Regions from separate parts of the Homo sapiens genome. Here region 1 is linked to region 2. Evidence: chromatin contacts called from ENCODE Hi-C or POLR2A ChIA-PET data. All regions are on one chromosome and are shown on one strand. Each heading gives the region's core, a stretch centred on a gene start or an enhancer-like site at or near the end of the contact. The rest is flanking DNA. Distances are from core to core; before and after follow the strand shown.

Region 1 (4,543 bases), core at 255-2,754, 53 kb after region 2:
ACAGTGGGAGCAACCAAGCCTTAGAGATGTTATTTGACCTGCCCAAGGTTACCCAGCCACTAGGCAGTGAAGCTGGAATCCCACCCAGGCAGTCTACGTTACACCAAAGGCTGTGCCTTTGACCACCCACCACAGGGTCCTCTACATTCATAACCTATTTTTGTAAAAGGGACTAAAATAAGAATTGTCACCAGGCACAGTGGCTCACACCTGTAATCCCAGTGCTATGGGGAGGCTAAGGTGGGAGGATTGCTTGAGCCCAGGAGTTCAAGACCAGCCTGGGTAACATAGCAAAACCCCATCTCTACAAGGGAAAAAAAAAACAGCAAAAACGTAAACAAAATTAGCTGGGTGTGGTTGCACGTGCCTGTAGTCCCAGCTACTTGGGAGGCTGAGGCAGGAGGATGGCTTGAACCCAGGAGTTCCAGGTTGTAGTGTGCTATAATCGCGCTGCTGCACTCCAGCCTGAATGACAGAGCAAGACCCTGTATCTAAAAGAAGAAGAAAAGTATTGTAGATATTAAATGTTTAAATAATGCCTTTTTTCCAGGGCTCCCAGATTTCCAGAGATTTTTCATCCCTAACTTGGAACTGAAGAGCTCAGGCATTAATAGGAAGCAGAACAGGCACCCTCATTCCCAGCACAAAGAACGCCAACGTGGACACCAGCACCAGCACCCCGCACCCCGATCTCTTCCCTGCCTAGGCCCACCGTCGCTGGAAGGAGAGAAACACGGGCCTGGACTCCCCTCTAGTGGCCATGAAGCTAACTGCACCAGACACCTCCACACCCACCCAGGCCAGCCAGGTGCCCGGGGCCTGAGCCCCAGGTGAAGTGGGAACCTACGCCCAATGGGCACACACACCCACTGAGATGGCAGCAGGCCCCTAGGCTTGGAGACTTTATCCAGGTACTGGAATTGAGGGGACTGAAAGCTGCGGCCCCAAAAGACCAAACCATACCTGACTCCATCTCATCCTTTTCACCTCATCTGCCTCCCATCCATCCCCCCAGCTGAAGGGAGCATTAGAAGTCAGGAGGAAGCTGACCCCAAGAAGCAGGATTCTGGCCCTGGGACAATAACCAGAACTCTGAATGAATGTCCAGAACACTTCCCCACACTTGGCCTGTGGCCTCCCTCCAAGGCTCTCCCCCACTCCTCTCCATCCTGCACGCCCCAGCACTCTGCCTCTCCAGGAAGCCTTCACTGAGCCCTCCCTCCACACCATGGTGCTCAGTCCACAGTCTCTCCCTTCCCTGATCTCCTGCCAGGAGTACCAAGGTCACCTCTCAGCGCCCAGCACACCTTTCAAGACCATCGGTTCTCCCCTCCCCAGCCGTCCCCCCAGTGAACCGGAGCCTCTGAAGGCAGGGATTGCACCATAAATATCTCTGGTGCCCACCCCCTCAGAGTGTCGCCCAGGCCAGGACACCAGAACCTGCTCAACTGGCTGCAGCAAGTCCACCTGAGGACTCAGCCTTGGAGGCCAGAGCAACGCCGGCCCAGCAAGGCTGCCTCTCTTCTCCCAGCACTGCTGTTTGATCCAAGGCACCGTGAGGGTCCAGGCAGGTGGCCCAAGGGAGGGAAGGGAAGGTTCCCAGGAATGCACAGCCTGAGCTGGAGACAGGGGAGAGCTAACAGGGCTGGTAGAAATGACCCATCAGCAGTCGCTGTGACGGCACGAAAACTCCTGCTGCGGGAGCAGCCTCTCAGGGCACAGCAGCTGAAGTCTCTCTGGTGGAAGGTCCCGCCTGAAAGAGCAGGGGGACAGGCCCATCAGCCCTGAGGAGCAGCCACCCCCGGCCCAGCCCCAGACCAGGCAGCAGGGACCTCCCTTCCTCTGAGGTCCCCACCTCAGAATCAGGCTGATGGGGTGCTGCCCTCCCAGCTGGTCTGAGGGCACCTCGGCATGAAGCCCTCCCCCTGCTCCCCTCCTGGCTCCCATCTCCAAGGCCTGAATGCATTCGCATCTTCCGGCTCTCAGGAGCAATTCCAACTGCCCCATTTATATTCCTAAGTAGAGGACTTGTTAATATGGAGCCTGCCTCTGGGGAAGTGGGAATGTGCTGGGTGAGAGATGACAAATCACAGCCCAACAGCCTGGCTGAGAGCACTGATACTCACCTACATCTCATTCATCAGCCCCTGACCCTCCTACCACATAGGCCAAGGGGGCAGCCCTGGAGGAGCCACTGTGGGCTCCAAGAAGCACAGGCATTGGTGGGTGGTGGCAGGGGGATCTGTCCTGCCAGGAGGCTGGGGGAGGGCCCAGCAGCAAGGGGGAGCCCAGTAAGTGGATATGGGTGAGGCCCAAACCAGAGCAATCCCTGGAACAAAACTTCCACTCCTGGCTCCAGTGAGAGAGCGAAAGGCCCAGAACACCATCAGTTTCATCTTGAGCCACACCAGTCCCTGCCTGGAGAAGTATTTGGTCAGTCTAGTGGGCCAAAGCAGGGCCAGGGTGGTTCCTGTTCTGGCTCCAGCCTGGAACCACATGCACACACGCATGCACACACATGCACACACACACACACTCACGGCCCAACCCAGATGCAGGGCAGGGCACGCAGCCAGCCTGGCCAGGTGCTACCTTGGTGAGCTCAGTGCCCAGTCCCAGGTAGGGCGGGTGTGCAGCGTGAGTAATGGCAGGCGAGGAATGCACCCGAATCCTGATAAGGGAGAATAATAACTTGTCAAAGATATATATGATGTGTGTTTGTTTTCCCAACGGAATATCTATGGGGCTAATTCATCAAGCCAGCGGGCTGGCTGGAGACCCAGGGAGGGAGGGAGGAGAGAGGAGGTGCACACAACGGGGCAGCCACTCAGGCAGTTGCTGTGGCCCTCCGGCCTCCAAGGGACCCACAGGCGGGAACACCAGGGCCCTGGAAGGCACTGAAATGGGCCCTGCCCAGCAGGGCTCCCCGCCTCTCAGTGCTCCTCCAGGGAACTTTTGGGTCTGGAATTCACAGGAGGCTTCTCACCTGTTTAGGAATTTCACTGTTCTCTTGTGTGCTCCTTCTCTCATCCACTCTTCCTTCCTTCCTGCTGCACCGTCTGTGCAAAGCCCACCCGGTTTGAGAAGCCGAAAGGTGATCAGAAAACACCACCCCTTCTGGAGAGGTCAGCAGAAGCTGCTCTTCAGGCAGAACAGAGCCAAGAAGGCAGCTCCTACCTCAGCCATCTTCTTCTCATCTATGCCCTGCCAAGAGTGCAGCTCCAAGAGGGCAGATCCAAGAGGGCAGCTCCTACCTGGGCCATCTTCTCCTCATCTATGCCCCACCAAGAGGGCAGCTCCAAGAGGGCAGAGCCAAGAGGGCAACTCCTACCTGGGCTATCTTCTCCTCATCTATGCCCCCCTATGCTCCCCCACCATCTCCCTCCCCCCACACTCCCATACCCCAATCCTCCTAGGCAGAATGGGAGAGAGAAAGAAAGAAGGCAGGAGGGCCCATTCGCCTTGCCCGGGTCATTTCAAAGATGCTGAAGGCAGAAAACCCTCCTGGAAACACAGAGTGCCTGCAGGAGGCTCCACCTGCCACAGATGTGCAGAGGGGCGGGGCCCACCCCCTCACACCCACCCCCTCACCCCCTCACCCCCTCACCAGAGAAGACTCCTCATCTGTCTCTGCCTTAGTGATCACCCATGGGATGAGGGCTTCCTTTCTAACCCCTTCTCTGCCTTGCAATAAGAAACCTTGAGTTCGTGTGCACCCTCCCGGCAGGAGTTCGGCCTGTCCCTCAGCCCCTGCATCCCAAGCCCCCAGCTAGCCTGGGTACAGCCAGGGACCAGTCCCCAGAAGGGGAACCCCAAAATCATGGTCTTGAAGGAAGGGTCCCCAATAAGCCTCCTCAGGAGCCACCTCCAGACCCTGCCCTCATGCTTCCCGTCCTGCAGGCCGGGATGGGCATCTTCCCAGCTGCACCCTCACCCCCAGGGCCTCGGTGTGGCATCTGACTCACAGAACCATCACCCAGCTCTGTGTTCCACCACACACCACTGACAGTGACTCCCTCACCTGGGTTGGCTCCAAGTTGGCATTCAGCATCCTCCTGTACCCATTCATTCAACAAAGGATGGAGCCCCTAGTATGCACCAGGCTCATTCTTGGCACTGGGGACATGCCTATGAAGACAACAGATGAGGAGCCCTGCCGCTGTGGAGCTGATATTGTTAGAATGCTGAAATACTTCCACGCCGATTGCTAAACACCTATCCCACCCAGCACTTCTCGCCCCTACCTCCCCACGGCCCAGCACCTAAAGGTGAACCCCTGTCACAGCTCAGGGGGCTTCTAGGACCCTGCCCAGCTCCATGCCTGGTGTCCATCCTGATGAGCCAGCGCTGGCGCCACAGTGCTGTTAAAGATTTTGACTCTCACCCCTGGATGGCATATCGGTAGCCCATCCTGCAGGAATTAAATGAGAGCTTCTCTGTGCAACAGTCAGCATTGGCTTCCTCCCTTCCTTTCCTCCTTCCTGCCCTCTTCCCCTCCTCCCTTCCTTTCCTCCTTCTTTCTCTCCTTCCTTCACTCCCTCTT
Region 2 (4,201 bases), core at 518-3,017:
GGTGTTAATGTGGATCTAATGTATAAATCCATACGGGTCCCACAGTCATTTAGCATTAATTAAACAAGGCCATTTTAAGGCTGGGATTCCACTGGGTTTATTGTGCTTAGCAGTGAATGGCGGAAACCACTCAACCACTCTGCTTTCTCTCTGCTCCTGTGTTGTCCCATTTACCTCTGGAGAGCAGGGGAAGAGCAAGCTTGAAGCTACCCTGGACAGAGGGTGGGGCACAGGGAGGACCCTGGCTAGGGTGTGGAAAGCTGACTGACAGGTGAGGAGCTCCATAGAGGCCCTGCTTGCAAAGAAGAAATAAGGGTTGCATTAGCATACCACGGGCCTGGATGCCCAGAGAACAGGATTTTAGTCCTGCTCTGCTGCTGATGACTAGCTGTGCAGCCTCGTGCAAGACACTTCCCTGCTCTGTCTTCATCGGTTAATTAAGAAGCCTGGACAAGCCAACCTCATTCCCTCTACCTGGAATGCATCTCCTTCCATTTCCCCATGGCTGCTCCTTTCCATCTTTCACATCTCAGCTCACGTCAGCTCCTCCAAGAAGAGATAACCACCCTCTGTTACCACCACTCCCCACCACCCAAGCACTCTGGAGCACATCGTCTCTCTTTTATTTTCTTTATGGGACTTACCACGGTCTTAATTATCTCTGCATTTGTACTCACTTGTTCCCTTGTGTGTTATCTCTGTCTCCTCCCCACTGTCATCTCCACAAGATCAAGAGCTTCATATGTCTTATTCATCTCTTTCACACCAATTCAGTACGTGGCACATGATGGGGGCTCAAAAAAAATAGTATGTCCACCAGCAGAATCATGAGGTGATCATTAAAACCCCTCCAGGATGGCACTCAATAGTCCTTGACATCTGCACCCAGAAAGTAAGGGCGGCATAGGGTGCGGGAAGAGCGGGGATCATCCAGGAGAACTTGTGGGAAAAGGACGATCAGAGCTGGATTCTGGGAGACAGAGGAACGCCAGCCTAGAGAAGGGGAAAACCTGTCTTGAGAAGGCAGGCAGGCAGGAGCCACAGCGGTGGAGAGCTTCAAGTCCCTGCAGCTGCTACACCTTCAGGCTCCCAGCCAAGACCATTTGGTGAACTATATTAATAATCACAATACAAGAATCCCTTGTGGACTGGAACAATTTCCCTTCCAAGGCAGTGACATGCCTATCACTTCACTTTATTCTTCTGCCATCCCCTTGATACAAAGGAGGAGAAAATATCTTCTGCTATGTATAAAATTAATAACAATTGTTCATTTGTATAGTACTTTCCCATTTCCCGAACACATTTTCTTATACAGGAATGATAGTATTTATTCCCATGTTGCAGATGAGGAGACTCAGAGAGGTGAAATGACTTGTCCGAGGTCAGTCATAGCGTATGTAGCCTGGAAAACTCAAGCCCCGAACTCCAAATTTTTCAACAACCTAGTGGTGTTTTTTCCAGATGAGGAAACTAACAGAGAGAGAGAGAGAGAGAGAGAGAAAGTGTATGGCTAGCTTATGAGAGCTCCCCACCCACACATCCAGGGGGTTAAATTATTTGTAGGGTCAGGATGAGGCATGCGGACAGTGGGAAGGGAACCATCTCCCTTCCCGACCTGAGCATGGAGATGGAGATCACCCTGAGTGAAAATGTTCATTTTTACAGTTCAGGGAGGGAGGGGCAGAGACTTCTTACATTACAGAACTCTAGAATTCTCAGCTGAAAATGATGTTGGAGATGTCTATGATCTCATTATACCCAGGTCCCAGTGCCCTCTTCTAAGCTCTTTATCATCATAATTTCTGATGTAAAGAGCATGATGCCATGGACAAAATGGGCCCTCAGTGACTATCCGATGCAGGGCCAGGCACTGAATGCAGGTGAGTGAGGAGGATCAGGTGCAATAAGTCAATAGCCATTGGCACTCAGCCCCTGTGTGGGGGATACAATAGGGAGTGGTGGGGACCGTGGCAAGTTAGGAGAGTGTAAACCCCGTGTGAGGGGAGAAAGATTGCAGCCAATTGTTGCCATGTGGACATGCAGGCCCAGTGTTACCAATTCTTACAGTTTTGAAAGAAGGTCAGAAGTGTGGCTCTCTATCAGAAATTCTAGAATATTAAATGTGGGTGCTTAAATTTAAAGCACTGTATAGGCCAAACAAAATATGTCTAAGAGCAAGTTTCCTTTAACAGCTTTGTTGAGGTATAGTTGATATACAAATAACTGTACATATTTAATGTGTACAGTTTGGTGAAGTTGGACATATGCAAACACCCATGATACCATCGCCACAATCAAGGTAATATGCATATCCAACACTTCCCAAAGTTTCTCATATTCCTTTGAGTGTGTGTGTGTGTGTGTGTGTGTGTGGTAAAAACACTTAACATGAGATCTTAAGGAATTCTGAAGTACACAATACCAGATTCTTAATTACAAGCACTATGTTGTACAGCAGATCTCTAGAACTTATTCACCCCGCAGAACCGAAACTCTATATGCATGGAATAACAATTCCCCATTTGCCTCTTCCCCTAGCCCCTGACAATTTGCTCCAAGCCCTGGGTGCTGTTGGTGCAGCCAACTCTTTTCTCTGCTGCTATTAGTTTGACAATTTCTGATATGTCATATACATGGAATCAATTTCTGATACATCATATACATGTGACTGGCTTATTTCACTTAGCATATTATTTCACTTAGCATATTTCACTTAGCATAATGTCCTCCATTGTGTTGTTGCAAATGACAGGATTTCCCTCTTTTTCAAGGCTAAATAATATTCCACTGTATGTATTTACTATGTTTTCTTTATCCATTCATCTAACAGAAAGTTTCTATCCATTGTTCATTGGTTTGACACTTGTAGTTAAATGAATAAATTAACCCTGTTCAAACCCTTCATTGTGAAGACTGGGCAACTGGAAGAGTTAAACCATGTCCCTAAGGTTACAAGCAACGAGGGACAAAGCTTAAACTCCAAGTTTCCAGATTTCCAATCCAGTTCTTGTTGATCCAGGGCCAAGGTCAGTGAGGGGGACTGTGTATATGAGGACCCATTAGGTTTGGGGACACATCACCACCTAGTTTGCTGTCCCGAATCCATACATTCCATCCAGCCCAGACCCAGGCCAAGAAGCCAGGGCCCATATGGGCTGAAAGGCCTCACCCACAGAAGAGGCACCGGCAACAGCACCTCCTGGCCTCCCTCCAACCAGAACCTTAGAAGAGCCCCTCACACCCTCCCCTGTACCCCATCCTCAGGCCACTTAGCATGCAGCACCATGGCACAAGCCAGCTGTCACTTAGGCACTTACAGGCAGAACTGTGGAAAAACCAAACCACTGTTATTACACTTAATAACCAGTTTCCACATCATCAACTCATTGGAGTCTGACAGGCGCTGTTAGGGTGTCAGCTCCCTCAGCCTAACAAGTCAGCACTAGCCAGGGGGTGGGAGAGCACCAGGCAGGACTGGGCACCAGCCTCCTGTGAGTTATTCCATCCCCCTCCTGCCCCACATGGAGGACACACACCCAAGGGCAGCCGAGGCGCCGACCCGCCTCTGCCCCCACACACTCAGGAGCTTAGCAGCTACACCAACAGCACCCAAGGTTTACAGCAGGAGCAGAAGCCCAGAGAAGGGGTCTCAGGGCTCTGACTGGTGTGCAAACAGAAGAAAACAGCCTGGCTTGTCAGAGTAGGGGCCAAGGGGTCTGAAGGAAGAGAATCCAGGACTGGGACACCTGGTTGGATCCTAGCTCTACTGTGTGGCCTTGAGTAAGATACTCCATCTTTCCAAGCCCCAGCTCCCCACCTGTAAAAGGTGGTACCTCAAAGCGTTCCTTGGAAGGCAAGCATAGTGCCAAGCATGGTGTCCACGCCTGATAAATGGTGGGTATCACTGAGTTATTATGAAATGGAGGTGGGCAGAGGGTGGGGGTCCTAAGAGGAGGACACAGGTGGGGTTGCTTATGAGGCATACACCCTGGCACATACACCTGCCTGGCGGAACCCTCCTGCTGCCCGCTGTAGCTCGGGCCTGAGGTAGTGCAGTGCTGCCATCTTTTGTCCACACGCTGCACTGCATCCCCACCTGCCCGGTTGGGTGGACAGGGCCCCAGGTGCTCCAGCTGCCCATTCTCCGTTGCTACAGCGTCTCTGAGCCTGGAGAGGGTCTACCCAGCAAGCTCTGGCA

The links. Hi-C counts contacts between places; a loop is a spot of excess contacts on that map. ChIA-PET counts read pairs that join two places held with the same protein, here RNA polymerase II (POLR2A). Pooled maps may share reads with other maps.
Region 1: a map of K562 shows a loop between it and region 2 (2.2-fold over the local background). The contact joins the enhancer-like site here to the promoter of LINC02702 in region 2. A Hi-C loop is called at or near these places in 6 of 168 maps with a recorded cell type or tissue (Caco-2, HepG2, K562 and 2 more) and 3 of 50 pooled maps. POLR2A ChIA-PET finds 5 or more read pairs at or near these places in 5 of 52 experiments (H1, Panc1, WTC11 and 1 more).

What each region holds. Positions count from the first base shown.
Region 1 is chr11:116,691,125-116,695,667 of GRCh38, forward strand. No RefSeq gene overlaps it. Among named protein-coding and RNA genes, the nearest start is that of LINC02702, 54 kb to the left of the region's middle. Within about 2 kb of position 1,505, at least 2 of the 41 ENCODE cell types and tissues checked have a DNase peak (open chromatin) inside an H3K27ac peak, as active enhancers do.
Region 2 is chr11:116,637,655-116,641,855 of GRCh38, forward strand. It overlaps LINC02702 (long intergenic non-protein coding RNA 2702), which reads left to right and starts at 1,768. Exons shown (of 3, transcript NR_135069.1): 1 at 1,768-1,883. It overlaps LOC107984372 (a long non-coding RNA gene), which reads right to left and starts at 1,660. Exons shown (of 4, transcript XR_001748078.1): 1 at 678-1,660. RefSeq lists enhancers at 3,070-3,899, 3,900-4,201 and a silencer at 3,987-4,086.